Regions from separate parts of the Mus musculus genome. Here region 1 is linked to region 2. A link is a loop called in an ENCODE intact Hi-C map of the cell type or tissue named here. Cell type or tissue: left cerebral cortex. All regions are shown on one strand. Each heading gives the region's core, and the rest is flanking DNA. Links, peaks and the distances in the headings are about the cores only.

Region 1 (8,335 bases), core at 60-8,059, 85 kb before region 2:
TCCTGGGCTGGTGGTCCTGGGTTCTATAAGAAAGTGGGCTCTCTAATGCTCTGTTTCATAACTGTCATGGATTTTCTACATTGCCTTTTCTACAGTGACATTTATATATTGTTTCAGCAGTATCGTTAGCATCCTAGACTATACTTATTTAGGTCTGTGGGAGCCTTTACAAGGCTCTCTCTCTCTCTCTCTCTCTCTCTCTCTCTCTCTCTCTCTCTCTCTCTCTCTCTCTCTGCAAATGGAAGGCTACCTAACACATTAAAGACTCCCTTCAGGCAAATAGGAAGCAGAAGACCAGAGCCAGCCTTTGGTTTGCAGTATGTACACTTTGTTCCATTCGTTATGCCTGGCCTTTCCCCATCTCTTCACTCTTTAAACAAACAAACAAACAAACAAACAAACAAACAAAAACAAAAACAAAACAGTGTTAACAGTGATGACACAGAAAGGTGTGTGGTGTTTTTTAGTGGATGATGACTCACTGCAGAGCAAGAATCCTTTGCCACAGGGGAGGAAAGAAAGCTGGCTATGAGTGGAGGTGGGATGGGGTAGGTTGGGGGGCTGAGGGCTGAGGAGGTGGAGGGGGTGGAAGGTTGAGGGGGTAAATGCTGGAAGATTGCCTTTCAGGTAGTTAAAAGAAGCAAAAGTAGACTATGAGAAGATGGAGCAGCTCTCCCAAGATCCCCACCCCCAGGCCACTGGCTATGGCATTGCCTACATGTGAAAGAGGAACAAGGAAGGCAAGGATCCCATCCAAGTGTAGAATGTCAGAGACTCACAGAGGACATCAAAACAAAAGGTCTTCCTGGAGACTTAAACCTAAATCTGTAAGACTTATAAGAATGGAGGCAAAGATTAATCTAGTGAAAGTAAATGAGAGGCATTAGTGCTCAGTTCTTTACCTGCCCTTGCCTTCAGGGACTTTGGGCTTTCAGGATGCTTGGGTTTTCTTTGAGCAACACTCAGCTATGCCTCAGTGTTTGCAGGCACCCCCATAGTTAATCACCATGGAGTCACAGTGGGAAGCTTGACATCCTCCACAGCATGGCCAGTCTCAGCCAGGCTGCTTTCTGTGGGTTCCATATATTTTTAGTGTTCAGCCACGAGGAGGAAATGTATATAGGAAGCTATACTTTCCCTTCTTTCCCATGGGGTTTGAGAGGTTCCTGTTCTGTCCCCCACCTCTCTGTTGTTAAAATTTCTTTCCAGGGAAAGATATAATCATGAAAGTGTACCTCCTGACACACACTCTTAACGTCCCAATGACAAATAGAGGCATATTCCCTCCAAAGTTCACTCTGCGGAACCAATGGGTTTATTGGGTTCCCTAACAGAGCATAGGCGAGGGCTTACTTACAGAGACCTGGGTGCCTCTCACCACAGACTGCACTTGGAAAGCCTTCACCCTGAAGATGAGAGCTTTCCTGTAGCCTCATAAGTGCAGCCTGCTTTTACTTGTCCCCCCTCAATATATACTCTATTCCCTCCCTAGAGTCACTTCCAATTAAGGAAGAGTTTCATACAACAGGAGATAAGCAGTTCGATTTTAGATGTGGCTCTTGTGACCCTTAGCATTCCTCCATAGTGGGGTGTAAATAGTCTCACGGGGTATCATAATACCAAATGTGCATTTAACTAGATTCCTTCACCTTCCTATTGAGCAGAGAGGAGGTTCTCATTGATGGGAGAACCTGAGAAATGTGAACCTCCTCTTTGCTCAATTAGAAAATGAAAGAATCTAGTTAGTTTCTGCCACTGATGTATTATTGTACAGTTATGTAACTGTTCAAATAAAGAGTTAATATTTACTTGAAGCATTAGAAGAAGCTTCCTGGATGGAGTAATACTTAAGTTAATGCCTGAAGGGTAAGGAATAATTAACCTGATGAAGTGGAGTTAAGCATATTCCAAACAGCATCCATGCCTATAATCCCAACAAGGCAATCAGATAAGAAGTTTGAGACTAGCTTGGGCTAGCAATCAAAGCATGAAGATCCCAAGAAGAGAGAAGAGCGGGTGCTAATGACAAGTAAGAGACAGCAGGGACAGGATGGAATTGAATAGATCATGAGTAGATTGTGAAGTCAACTCTAAGAGATAGAGATGAAAAAGGAAGGCCAGTGTCAAAATTGGGCAGCCCTCTTCGTAATGCTTGCAAAGAGAGGTGGCAAAGATACTTCAGGGCAGCTGGTCCCTGATGAAGCCACTGGATGGAGACACGAGGGTAGAGGCCTGCAACCTCTTGGCTTTTATGGGGCTAACCAGAGATAAAGAGTTGAAGAAAGGAGGCCTGTCTTCAGAGAGGTGGGATGTGTGCACTGTACCTTAATACCATCAACCCAAAGCACAATCCAGACCAAAGGAAGCATATATTCAGAGGATCTTGGTGATGGTCTGAACTTTGTGTCCCTTTTTGGGAGTCTTCAAGAGAGTATCTTCAGTCCCTAAGTCCAGGTCAAAAACAGGGACAGGAAGACTTCAGAAATGGGATCTGCATCTAAGTCTGTTGTTGGCAAAATGCTAGTTCACAGAAAGTCTCACCCTTTATCTTTCTGTTTTCATCTGACTCGATGGCATGATAAAGCCCATGAAGCCTGACGTATTTAGCTTGAAAATAATAAATAATGAAAACGCCATGCTCTAAGGTCTCTGAGGGGGATTGGAAGGGGGCATGTAAATATATAAATATAACAAATAAAATGTCATGCTTTGTTCTAAGTGTTTTCTGAACCCATCAAGTCTTGTTTGTTTGTTTGTTTGTTTGTTGTTTTATGAGAAAACTGAGACGGTAAGTGTTAGAAGGTAACTGTGAGGTCTCAATTTTAGGCCAAATAGCTAACTAAAGTGCTTATTAACATATCAAAGCAGATGCTTTCTCCCAGATGGTTCTCCCAGCATCCCTCAGGCCCTACTTGTTACAGGGCCCTCCTAGCTGGCATATGCCACTCCCTATCCAGAACTTTACAGTTCCGTGGCTGGGCTGCCTTTCTTCCAGCTCTTCTGGCCGTTATATAACTCATCCATTTTGACCAAGCCAGTCTCTTGTCCTGGGTATCTTGTCCCAAGTTTCTTGCCCCCTTCACATGGCCTGGTTCAGTATGGTATTCACTCAGGGTCCTTCCAGATGTCTTTGCCTCTGGCTGTTTTCTCCATCATATCTACAACAAACTTTCTCCTCAACCCATACCCAGCAGCTGTCATGTTTTCTTTTTCTTTTTTTTTAAATTCAGTAACCTTATAGAGACTTGCTAATGGTCACAGTGATAATATTTGAACAACAACAATATTTAAAAAAAAAACCTGTCACTAGAACCCATGTCCTCTATACTTCCTGTAAGCAAATAAATACTTCCTGGGCTCTAACTAGGCGTACTGGGCTATCCCTACAAAAGTGATGACTGTGACAGTATTTTTTTTTCCTTAAGGAGTGAGAAGTATATAATCTGGCCCCAGCCATGTCTACCCCACAACACATGATACAGGAAATGAAATTTCAATATTCACCAGAGCCCTACCTCACTCATTTGTTTCTATATTGTCTATGGCTGCTTGCCAATACAGCCAGCAGAGTCAGATACTTGTAGTAGAATCGATATGATTGATGAAGCCTGACTATTTACCATCTAGTGTGCTGACTGATGCAGCATTCTGACCCCCTGGAGTGCTGAGTATTAACGATGTCATTTTAGTATAAAGTAAAGGAAGACACTGTTTGACTGGGAAAGTATAGGATTTGACTAATATCAAATAACAGATTTGAAATTTTCTATTACTTTGATCTAATAAGGGTAAGGGTATGTGTGTATGTGTGGCAGAGATATCTGTGCCATGGCACATGTGGAGGTCAGAGAACAATATGTACGAGTTGCCTCTTTCCTTCTACCATGTGAATTACAGGGATCAAACTCACATCATCAGGCTTGGTGGCAAGTGCTTCCAGCTGCTTGGCCATGTCGGCAGCCCTACATTTGAATCTACAACCCAGATTCATCTCTACTAGCTGTGTGGACTTGTGCAAGTCATTTAGCTTCTCTGAACACATTCTGGAGAGAGCAAGGTTAATAGTACCTTTTTGACATGCATTTGTAAGTACTATAGATAATGCTCGAATAGTGTTAACCACCAAATAGTCAAAATAATAATTATTATTATTGATACTCTTGTCTCCTAAAAGCTAGAATTACAGGCATGCTCCACCATGTTGTACTTGATGGATCCATTTTGAATCTTAGTCCTTTCACTTGCAACCTGTGTGTTCCTGGACATACCAATCTGCCCCTTGGAGTCTCATAGTATTCGTGTTTAAAACCAGCCTAGAAAGAATCATAATACTGAACTTACAGAATTGGAATACAGATTCAATGAGACGATGTATGTACAACACTAGATACTTTGTTTCAAACTTGCTATACATCCTATAAAAACCAATCAACATGGGCTAGTGAGATGGTTCCACGGGTAAAGTACTTGCTTTGAAATCCTGACAACCTGAGTTTAATCCTCGGAACTCACATAAAAGTGGAAGAAGAGACCCAACTCTGCAAAGTTGTTTTCTGAGTTCCACATGCCTACAGTGGCGTGCATAGCCCCGCCCCCATGCATACCATACACACATATTAATAATTCTTTTCAAAGCTAATTATTGTTACTGTGGGTGGTAGCTCCTACAGTTTAGGACTCAGGTTTTGGTGGTAGAGAGATCTGGACTTGAATCTGGGCCCTGAGAAAATTACTTGATGTCTCAATGTGTTGAAGTCACTGCAAAGTGAAAGAGGGTGGTAATAATACCAAGTAAACGGGACCTCCTTTAATCAGGATTGAGATAAAATATTTAGCCCAACATGCAGCAAATTGTAAGTACTCAAGAAGTGGTGAGTTTTGTTATTTAGCACGATAATGGCAACATTTATTGCCGACTTTCAGCAAATGTTGTTCAGTGACTAAGTAGTGGGTTGAGAGGATTTCCGTAAAGTAGTTGAAAGAAGGAAACACATCAACTTGAGAGTTACCACTGCAGAGACACACGAAACAATCTCTGACTAAAACGTAGCATTTAACTAAAGCCTGCTCAAGATTCCCTGTTATTTCATAACGGCTACCCCTAGGACAAGTGTGTAAATAGGACAAGTGTGTGTGTAGAAGGCACTAAGCAGTATGGAGAGATGCAGCTCCTTGTTACCTGTTCCATCAATAAATAACCCATGCTTTGATAAAGCAACGGGCTCATTTCCTTTAAAAAAAAATGTACCAGAAAGGATGTCACCCAGAGCTTTAAAACTTCTCGTTTAAACATAAGCCTTTGCTAAGTATATATTTAGATAATGGTAAACCAAGATCTTAAGCAAGGTTCAAAGATTCCTCCTCTTTTGAAGCTGTAGTGATGCAAAAATGTTCCGAGAGCCCCGATGCCCTAGTCCAGCATTTAGACTAATTGGATTTCCTAACTCCACTTCCTGCCGTGACTTTTCCCAGGCAGGCTAAAGGCCTGTATATAAAACTGACCTTGAGAAACATTTAAACCAGGCTAACTTTGCTTCTCTCTAGCCTCTCTCTTCCTTTATACATTCGGTTCCTTTCACACCCTCATCTTCGATTCACTGAGTCCCTCACTGCAATGTCCTTTGTGAAGCAGTTTTCCAGGGCATGGACAGGGCATGGACAGGGCAAGGGCATTCTTGTCCTTGCCCCCTGGGGTGATGATATAAAACTGTAACAATATATTTATTCCCCAGTGTCCCAACTCTTGAAGATTAACTAACACCGTCAATGCATTGTCTCATGAATTGGGACTGACCTTTATGGAACTCTGCTAAGAAAAGTAGATTTCTTAGGATTGGAGTAAGGCTGCTATGTGAACACCATAGTATCTAGTACATTCTTGATATATCAGTGGGTTGGCTTTTAGAGTGTGCTGTCCAGATTCAGCAAAGCTCTACTTCATGAAGTCAACTGGGACAAGCCTGGGATGCTGGTAAAGTGCTGGTAAAGAGAAAATGGGAATAGTCGGTGTACCAATCCCCCAAGGGTGTTATGAAGGTTAAGTGGAGACATAGGTATTGCATCCACAGAAACCATGGATTGAAAGGTAATCTGGTATCAAAAATGGCTATTCTCAGTTGTCATCTTGACTATATGGGGAATGAACTACAATCCAGGAATGGAGGGCACAACTGGGACCCAGATTGTGAGGTTGGAAGACACAAGTTTTTATTTTGAGGTGGGGCGACACGTGCACTTAGTCCAGACAGACACATACCTTTAATCCTTGAGGCACACACGACATCTGGGCCATAAAATCTGTTGGAGGCCTTTATAAAGACAATGGAAGAAGGAAGGGTTCATTCTTCATTGCCTGCTTACACTTACCTGCCAGCACATCTGTTGGAGCCTACTTCTTCAGGATTCCAGCTTATACAGAAGACCAGCTGAAACACCCAGCCTCATGGGACTGAACAACTCTTAGATTCTTGGACTTCCCATTCACAGCTGCCCATTGTTGGGTTAGTTGAACTGCAGACTCTAAGTCATTCTAATAAATTCCCTTTATATATCGATTCATTCCATAACTTCTGTGACTCTAAAGAACCCTGACTAATACGGTAATAAGCATGTACTGATCTTTTTCTCTGTCTTTATTTTCTAACCAGTGGTCTAACAATTATTTGCATTGCATTACATATTATAAGTAACCTTGAAATTAAGATGGAGGTATAGCTCAGTTGTAGAGCACCTCCTACCTGGTATGTGCCGGCCCTGGGTTCTATCCGCAACACAGAGAAAAACTACATGACAAGATGAACATGGATTACATGTAAGTAATATGGCATGAGATATAAGGGACCTGAGAATTACAAATTTTAGTATCTGTAGGGACTCCTTGAACCAGTCCCCCACAGTGATTCGGGGACAATTGTATATGTCAAAATTTCAAAACAACCCCAGGGACCATGTAATATCCAATAAATTTTAGTCATTTCCCCCATTGCTTCAAAGGAAGTAAGGATTCTGAGTCAAAACAGTGCCTGGCATATGCTCCTTTTTCCATCTGTGCTTACTAAGCCCCTCTTGAGCAGTACCCAACACCACTCAAGGACATCCTTGTAGCGTCTGTTCCGTTCCTCCCACCTCTCAGTATCATTTTCATTCTTGCTGACAATCTCCTCTACAATCCACACTAAAATCCCTAATGCTTTCTCTTCCATCCCCAGACCCCAGAAGTCACACAACAGCAACAAGTACTGGAAACATATATTCATTATCTCTTGGTATCTTTTAAAAAAATCTCTTGGTTAATAACATTTAGGAATTGGAAATTTTAGGGCATAGGGTGCTGCATGCATTTTGTCCCAGCACCTGGGAGGCAGAGGCAGGTATATCTCTGTGCATTAAAGGCCAACCTGGTCTACATAGTGAGTTCAAGGACAGCTAAGGTTACATAGTGAAACCATGTCTCAGAAAAGAATTGGGATATTTACTGTAAAACCTGGCAATTGGAATTCTTTCTTTTCTTTTCTTTCTTCCTTCCTTCCTTCCTTCCTTCCTTCCTTCCTTCCTTCCTTTCTTCCTTTCTTTCTTGCTTTCTTGCTTTCTTGCTTTCTTTTTCTTTCTTATAATCTTAAGATCCAAGAACACAGGCCAAATTTCATTGTCTGTTATTTGTTGTCTCTTGAGTGGTGGCTGACACCTATAAACCCTTTCAATTCTGTGTTTTTCCACTGTCTCAACCAGCCCACTTTCATATTTTACTAGTGCTTGTGAGGCCACCAGGAAGAGCCAAACTGGTTTATTAAAATAAGACCCCAATGCATTAGCAACAGGAAACAGGTTTCTCTTCCCCAGAGGTCAAGAAGGAGTTCAACTCATTTGCCTGTCACTACTTCACAGAGTGAGGAAGGGAATCTCCTTTCACATTGGGCAAGATTGCCCTTCAGTGGAGATGAGCCTTATAACTCTTTCCTAAAAGAAAAGCATGCATAAGACATCCCAGTGTGTATCAATTCCCACTTGTGTGTGCATCTCTGAGTACATCCTCTTACATGTTTTTCTCCCTTTAAACAAAGAAGTCCACATATCTCAACTAAGCTATTTTTTGTGTTTTTTTTTTGTTTGTTTGTTTTGTTTTGTTTTTTTCCTGAAACCAAAATGGCTTTGTCTATGGACTTTACAGGTATATATTACTAAAATAGTCTGGGCTGCTTTGAGTATACGTAGACATGTATTCTCCTGGAAAGCATTTGAGAGGCTAAGAGCCTGTAGATTAGATAGAATGTTGACTGGGCCAACTCCTGCAAGGGGCCACTCTGGCTGTAAGACAAACTAGAGTCGCTGCCACAAG
Region 2 (8,335 bases), core at 154-8,153:
GTTGGGGGGATGGCTCAACAGTTAAGAGTACTGATTGCTCTCCTGAGTTCAATTCCCAGCAACCACACGGTGATTCACAACCATCTGTAATAGGATCCGATGCCATCTTTTGGTATGTCTGAAGATATCTATAATGTACTCATATAAATAAAACTTTTTTGTTTGTTTGTTTGTTTGTTTTTTCGAGACAGGGTTTCTCTGTAGACCAGGCTGTCCTCAAACTCAGAAATCTGCCTGCCTCTGCCTCCCAAGTCCTGTAATTAAAGGCGTGTGCCACCACTGCCTGGCAATAAATCTTTTTTTTTTTTTTTTTAAAAGACTGGTGATCTTTTTATCTAATATGATCAGACTAAAAGCACAAAGATAACTTTCTTACAGATTTGATGACTTCTAGCATCTCTCACTCTCTCTCTCCCTCCTCCTCTCTTCCCCTTCCCTCCCCCTCCCCTCCTCTCCCCCCTTCCCCTCTTTATCCCCATCTCTTTTCTTTCTCTCCCTCCCTCCCTCTCCCCCTTCTTCCTGGCTTTATGAACAATATATTTTTTTCCTTCTTTGGAAAGTTGCTAAAGCATTTTTTGTCAAGGAACACTGCCAATATTTATTTAGGGAGCTTCGGAGTTAGCTTTAAAAAGGACATTGAAGGAGTCTCGAAAGAGAAACTGAAATAAAGTTCCATTAAAACTCTAGTGCCTGCAGCTCTGAGTGCCTGTATGATTTCTAGCTAGTCCATGTGGCCTTGGGGTTGGTGGGGTAGGGTATTGCCAATTGATAGATTCTGGAGTAAGGAGAGCTGGTTGTTTTAAAAGATGTGGCCCCTAGTTGGGTGTGGTGGCGCACGCCTTTAATCCCAGCACTTGGGAAGCAGAGGCAGGCAGATTTCTGAGTTCAAGGCCAGCCTGGTCTACAGAGTGAGTTCCAGGACAGCCAGGGCTATACAGAGAAACCCTGTCTCGAAACCAAAAAAAAAAAAAAAAAAAAAAAAAAAAGATGTGGCCCCTAGTAAACTGAGCAAGCCCTAGGGACTGGTCCCACCACATGAGTACATAAGTGGTACCCATAGGAATCAGTGGGTTATAAAAACAAGAGATGAAGTTGGGAGAGGGGATAGGAAGTGGAGAGGTAGATCCAGGAGGGGTTATGGCGAAGTGTGTGTGTTTGTGTGTGTGTGTTGGGGTGAATATGATCAAACTCTCCATGTGTTTGAAATGCTCCAGAAATTAGTAACAATATTATATATTTTAAAACCTACTGTCTTTATAGATTAACTTGGCAATACCCAAGTCACTAGACAAATCAGCATCATTAAACGTCCTATTTTAAAGCATTAGACGGATTTCCATTTGCTTAGGTTTGTGCAGTGAGTCTGAAGACCAGTGAAATATATCAGGATAAAAATAAATGACTATGAGAAAAGATAAAACAATGTTCAAAATAATACTTATATCTAATCAGTATACCTTTGACCATTTTTGTGGTTTTCATTTGATAGAGGAGACCAAACCCAGAGACTTACTGGACTGTGCCTTCAGCCCTGATTTTGAGCACTTTTGAAAAGTCAAAAAGTTTAGTTTATTATTTCGTTCCCAGTGAGATCACCTCCTGAGGTTTCTGGTTTCACTAGTTGCTTCACACACACCACTAAAGAAAATATTTTGCCTGGTTATCAGGTCTGTAAAAATAAAGTTTGTTAATGGCAAACTCTAACATAATTTGTATATTCAAATATTATCACAAAGTCCTGCTGCTTGTATTTGGGCTCCAGGAGGAAATTATTATTCTAGTAACTCAAGAAGTAAGTTTAAGATGCAGACTTGGTACGTAGTGAAGAACAGTTGTTTTCTGTCCTTCCATAAATAACTAATGCCAAGAGCAGGCTGGCTATCTGTTTCAGCTTCTTATTACACGAGAGCAAAGCTACCAGGCACTAAATATCCATTTAAAAATCTGCTAACAGAGCGGCCTTGTTCAATTCCATTTAGCTTCTAGAAGCTTTATTTTTCTATACTTTTTTGAAAAAGGGCTTTGAAATGAATTTTTAACATTAGCATACTTAGAAGTAGGTTTCATTAGGACATTTTATACATATTTGTATATGTATAAAATAGTGTATGCACTTATTTGTCTCTCTGTCCTACTGTCCTCAGTCCTTCTTCTCAGTACCTCTTCTGTTTTTTTTTCTTTTTTTTTTGTCATGCCTATGCCTTTTTTTTGTGTTGTATTTTGTATCTTGAGAGTTGCAGCTTGTATTTTCCTTCCTTTTCCTTTGTCTCTAACTTGATTTTGGTGGGATGTTATTGAGTCTACTTTCCAGCAAGCCTCTGGGAGTGGTAGGAATTCCAAGCTCTATTACTAGTTAGGTTTGTGACTGGACACATTGTTTCATTTGCATCTGTCTCCTCATCTTTCAAAGACAGTAATCTTCCATCCTCAAAAGGCATAAAAAAGTTGTAACTGCTCTCAAACCTCAGACAGCTGCCCCGGGAGGGAGGAATGTTTGCTCTGGGGTCATAAGTCTTTCGCTCTGGGGTCATAAGTCTTAGATGGCTTCTCTTGCTTCCCTTTTGTCCCTCCCTCCCTCCCTCCAGTCTTTCCTTTCATTGTCAATATATATAGTGTGATCTTGAGATAGGCTTTCCTTTTGTAGCTCAGGCTGGCCTCAAACTTAGATCTGTCTTAGTGTACAGAGCTGGGATCACAGACCTGTGCCACTTCTCCCTGCTCTTAGTTTTGTTCTTCTTTGACACAGTGTCTCCCCTCCCCCCTCCTCTCTTTGATTTTTCAAGACAGGGTTTCTCTGTGTAGCCTTGGCTGTCCTGGAACTCACTCTGTAGAGCAGGCTGGCCTTGAACTCATGGATCTACACCTGCTTCTGCCCCCCAAGTACCAGGATTACAGAAGTGTGCCACCATGCCTGGCTATTTTACCTCTTGTTGGAGTAATGTTTTTTCTTTATCCTGGGTGTGGTTAAATATGAAGGAAAAGATCTGGTAGGTGATAAAGCTGACCAGGACATTGTGGGCACTAATTAATAGTTTAAGTGATAAAGATTTTGAAAATACAAGTAACTTCTTGGTCCGATATATATGTGTGCGATACACACACACACACACACACACACACACACACACACACATACACACACACACACTCACACTCAAAACCTGATAGCTTTTCTCCTCTATTTAGTCCTTGTAAATTTTGAGGGACTTCTGTAAGCTGAGGACTACTGAGTTCAGAAGAGTTAATTAAAAATGTCTGGGCTACGTGACTGATGATGAAGGAAACTAGAAAAGGTATTTATATTACAAGTTCTTTTTCTGCTTGGGCTAACAGGTTGATTTATATCGAACACTGGGTCTGTGTGGTACTTTTGTTTTAATTCCATTACGAAACTCTAGGTTTGTTGGAGGAATAGATGGTTTGTTCCTTCAATTTTTTTTTTTTTTGGTATTAACTCTGGGATAAATGACAGGTTTCTGTACACTGTAGGTACCTAGTGGACTATATAGCCAACTAATAATTATCTGTTTCTGGCATTACAACAAGGTCTCATAAAAATAAAGATGACAATTAAGTTTGTTGTTTGAAGTCCTGAACTTTCTAGGTCAATCTTGTGAAAGGAAAAGCACATGAGTGCCTTATACCCAAGTTGGTGGCTCTATTGGAAATGAAATGAGTGCTACAGCTGTAGAACAACATTCAAACAAGCTGGACATTTCTGCTCTCAGCCAGGCACACTAATACTGTCATTCGGGGTGCTTCTTCTTCTTCTTCTTCTTCTTTTTTTTTTTTTTTTTTTTTTTGGCTTTTCGAGACAGGGTTTCTCTGTGTAGCCCTGGCTGTCCTGGACCTCACTTTTGTAGACCAGGCTGGCCTCGAACTCAGAAATCCGCCTGCCTCTGCCTCCGGAGTGCTGGGATTAAAGGCGTGCGCTACCACGCCCGGCAGGGGTGCTTCTTAAAAATCCAAAATTAAAAAATTTCACCAAATCAAAACCCACATCAAAACATCTGAGGATTATTTCTCCAGGTATTCCCATTGGAACAAACATCCCAGATGATTATGACACACAAAGCCTAAAGCACTACTGAAGCCAGCAATGTGAGGCAAGCTATTGTACGTGTGTGTAGCAGACACAGTCATTCTGTAAGAGAAATGAAAAGTAGCTAGTAAAACAGCCGTAACAGGAAGCAAAAAAGCAGCCGGTCATGGAACTGGAAGAATAGAATTTCTTCTGGCAACTTATTCTTGGTAGTTTGTTGTGGCTTATTATTCGCAATTACAGTTTTGTCTTGAAGTCCTGAGATACCTTTTGGAATTTATTACGAACAATAATTTCTCAATTCTTGGGGGGATTAAAATGGCCTTTATCAAGAAGTCTCAGAAGCAATAGAATCTCACGGTACTGCACTGACTTTTTATCAGTTGTGGGCTCTTTTGCTGAGTGACGCGCAAAACCCTGCCTTCAGGAAATATTTCATAAGCCCGAGTGAGCAGGGAATCTTAATACAGCTCAAGGCAACAGATAAAAGGATAGAAGGCTTTGGCTTTCAGGAGCTAGGTTAAGATCTCTCTCCCATAGGAAGCACGAGGCAGTCCAAAGATAGGTATCTAACTAAGGGCAGCTGGAAGATGACCCCGGGGGAACTTTCATCCTGGGTGGAGTCCCGGGTAGCCCGCTAGGGCGTGGGCCAGTTCTGCGGCTCTAGACTACTGGGCGCTAAGCCCTCGTGGGCTATTTTGCCCAGCACTGCGGGAGCGGCATGGTGGCTGCGGGCTCAAGGGAGGCTTTAGGCGACCTGCGACCCTTCGGAAGCAGCCCTCCTCCTTTGCAGCAGCTGCAAGCCCGATCGGGCTCCGCCTTTTTGGCGGTGACGTCCTTAGTGAGCGGAGGCGGGCGTGTGGGTGGGCCGAGCCAGAGGCCGCCTGCGATTCGGCGGGCTCAGCCACACCACCGAGCTCCCCCGCTCCGCCCGCCCCTCCGGGCTCGTCTTTTCCGGGCTCGCGCCGGACCCCGCCTCCGCTGGCTGTCCGGGTTGCGCGCGCGCCGCTGCGGCTCTCTCCCTCTCTCTCTCTTTTTTTTTCCACTGGTCTCCGCGGCTCGCCCCTCCTTGCCAGGCAGCTCCAGAGCTAGCGGGCACGCGAGCTCCTCTCCAGGAGCTTCCTTCCTCTTAAGGCCGGGACCCAGTGGCAGACTCGTAGCGAGCGAGGCAGCACCTTCGGTGAGTGATCCTAGGCTGGGGAGGATGCGGCTGCTGCGCCCTTGCCCCGGAGAGTCCCCTATTCCTGACGTGCTCCCGGATCCTCACCTGAGCCGGCTGGAGGTCGGGGTTTGGGGGGTGGGGGTGGGCGCTCGGCTTTCCGGCTGCGGCCGCTGGCTCATGGAGAGAACCACCGTCACTATCTCCTCTGATGCTTTCTGGGATCCTCCAGAACCCCACCTGGCTCTTCCCTGTACCCCCGCTGTACCCTGAGAGCCTGAGAGAACTCTTCCTCCTGGGGGTACCGGGCTTTGCCAAGACTCAGTTGACTTGAGCACACCAAGTGCCTGCTAGACCTCCAAACGACCTTTAGGTCGCCCCTAGACCTCAGCTCCATTTTGTCCCCTCCCTTGACACTCTGTAACAGGGTCCGGGCGCTCGCGGGTGGTGGTGGCGGCGGCGGCGGTGGTGTCTTTGGTTCTAGAAACAGCTGCTTTCTTGAATTTGGGGAGGGTGCCTTCGCTTTCGATAGATACTCTCTCAGCATCCATACCTTTACGTATGTTAGCAAACAGCTGGATCATAGCTGCAGCTTGTACCCTGTGTTCTTCCCGTCTTTATCTCCACGATCAGTAGGTGCTGTATAGTTAATATTAGGTTTATTCACTTCCTCTTCCTCTCATTCGAGTACCGAAAAGATCTGTGGCTGGCTGATGTCTATAGACAGAAAAACCTAGGAGAATGTGATTCATTGCCTAACTGGTTACATATTTGAAATCAGACGTCATTTCTCCTTTTACTCTAGCATCTCCTTCGAAGACATTTTTCCATCCTTTTGAAATTAATTTGCTCATTCGTACTTTTCCTCTTAAAAAAATCGTCAATTCTCACTCAGTAGAAACGACGGTAGGGATGGGAATAAGGGGAAATGAACCTTGTTGAAGAAGTAAGCAGTTTGCTTTACTGGTTCATGGTTTTAATCAACCACTAAGTTTCCTCTTCTGTGGAAATATGCTCAGCTGTCATGCAGTTGGATTCAAGCATAACCGAGGTTCCTTCTCATATTTTGTCTCTTGAACCTGTAAATTCATGCTTAGTGACATGTTTTTACAGATAGTTAACCCAAGAAAGCCATTTCCTGCACTTGTAACTTTAGTTTTTTGTTTTTTTTTCTTTTTGTACTTGCAGTAAGCAAGGCTTCCAAATATTCTTAATGTATAAACCACCAAGTGGAGATCAATTACAGTGCTGCTACTGAGCAGGTCAAGCAAAATTTGAAATGTGAGGCCTCTTTCCTTAAATTGCAAACATAGCTCATCTTTTCAGCGGAGTGTGCAAAAGTGTGAAACATGGTAGACTCCTGTTCAAATTTATGATCTCTGCCATTTCCATGGAGCAACCAGTATTATATTGTCAATATATGTGCAAATTGGGATAAAGGGCCTTGGCATCAATCAGATATAAAGAGTTTTACTGTGTTGGGTAGAGATGTGATGGGTGGAGGAAGAACAAAATCTTGTTCTGAATCCAGACTTCTGGAGATGCTCCAACTCCAGCCTCTCAGCTATACTAGCTATATACACCTTGAACAGGGCACTTTTCTTAGTTTTCACATATATAAATTAAGTGACTGTATGGTTGGCAGGATGATCCATAAATCCCCTCCTTTTGGCTTCCGTTTTTTAAAAAACTAAGATTTTTTTTATGAAGACATATGTATTTTAGTGCACTTCACATTAAGGCTGGGGCTGAATCTTGTTATATCATATATAGAATATCATCTCAAAGATGATAGAATATCATCTCAAAGTTTTCATAGACTAGCTTTAATCAATAGAGTATTAATTAGTTCTTAGCTCGGGTAGTGGTCCAGGACTTTAATCCCAGCACTGGGGAGGCTTAGGTATAGGTGTAGGTCAAGGTGGTGTGAGGCAGAGGCTAAGGCCAAGGCCAAGGCCAAGGCCAAGGCGGCGGGGGACTGAGGCGGAGGCGGGGCCCAGGCAGAGGAGGTGGAGGCTAAGGCAGAGATGGGGAGCAGAGGCTGGCAAATCTGAGTTTGAGTCAGATATCTAAATTAAAGGCTAGCCTGCTTTACACAGTGAGTTCCAGGAGAGCCAAAGCCAACACGGAGAACCATTGTCTCAAAAACAAAACAAAACAAAGGCCAAAACAAGATGATTAATTCTTAAATTCATTCCGACTGTTCAAGTGCATAAATTCAGAGGGAGTGAGTTTTACAAATATTAGGTTAATTTCTACTCGCAGATGAAAGGTATGGATGGGTACCACACTGGGTTGAAGATACTCATGACCTTTAGAATCTTGTAAGGGTGTGAACATACTGCCTTAAAATTGTAATTAGCTAGTAACTTTAAAAGTGTAAACAGAGGGCCTGGAGCGATGGTTTAGAGGTTAAGAGCAGTGGTTGCTCTTCAGAGGAACAAGGTTCAATTCTCAGCACACACATAGTGGCTCTCTTCCCTCTGTAGCTCCCAGTCTCAAGGGATTCAGCACCCTCTTCTGGCCTCTGTGAGCACTAGACATGCCTGTGAGCCACAGACAAACATGTAACTAAAACACCAATGTCCATAAAATAAAAATATTTAGCTGGTTATGGTGGTACATGCTTTTAAGCCCAGCACTTTTTGGGAGGCAGAAGCAGGCAGATTTGTGCTGCAAAGCCAGCCCAGTCTATGTAGAAAGTTCCAGAATAGCCAGGACAACATAGACCCTGTCTTAAACAATAATAATTAAAAATATATTTTAAAAACATATGCAGAGCTGAGCGGTGGTGGCACACACCTTTAATCCCAACACTTGGGAGGCAGAGGCAGGTGGATTTCTGAGTACGAGGCCAGCCTGGTCTACAGAGTGAGTTCCAGGACAGCCAGGGCTACACAGAGAAACCCTGCCTCAAAAAAAAAAAAAAAAAAAAAAAAAAAAAAAAAAAAAAAACAAACCAAACCAAACCCAAAACCCAAAACCCAAACAACAACAAAAACCAACCAATCAACCAAAAAACATATGCAGAAATCTCACTCATTCTATTTATAATTCATTCCACTCTCCTGTTCTTCAGGATGTGATGGTTAAGAGGACATCACTTATTCTATGAAATTGTAGACTAAGAGGAT

What was found. Peaks named below come from ENCODE experiments on the same cell type or tissue, not always from the same donor. Only the 100,000 strongest peaks of a DNase experiment are listed, where the experiment ranks them.
Region 1: a loop joins it to region 2, with 5 times the contacts of the local background. A loop is called at or near these places in 3 of 42 quality-filtered maps.

What each region holds. Positions count from the first base shown.
Region 1 is chrX:142,471,821-142,480,155 of GRCm38, reverse strand. No RefSeq gene overlaps it. Among named protein-coding and RNA genes, the nearest start is that of Gm25915, 9.5 kb to the left of the region's middle. In left cerebral cortex, for the core only: no CTCF peak of the experiment used is centred there; a DNase peak (open chromatin) is centred at 999.
Region 2 is chrX:142,387,192-142,395,526 of GRCm38, reverse strand. Acsl4 (acyl-CoA synthetase long-chain family member 4) reads left to right here and starts at 4,992. Exons shown (of 16, transcript NM_207625.2): 1 at 4,992-5,222. In left cerebral cortex, for the core only: CTCF peaks have their summits at 4,690 and 7,720 (motif pointing left); DNase peaks (open chromatin) are centred at 4,965, 5,683, 6,556, 6,709 and 2 more places; H3K4me3 peaks cover 2,547 bases; H3K27ac peaks cover 1,940 bases.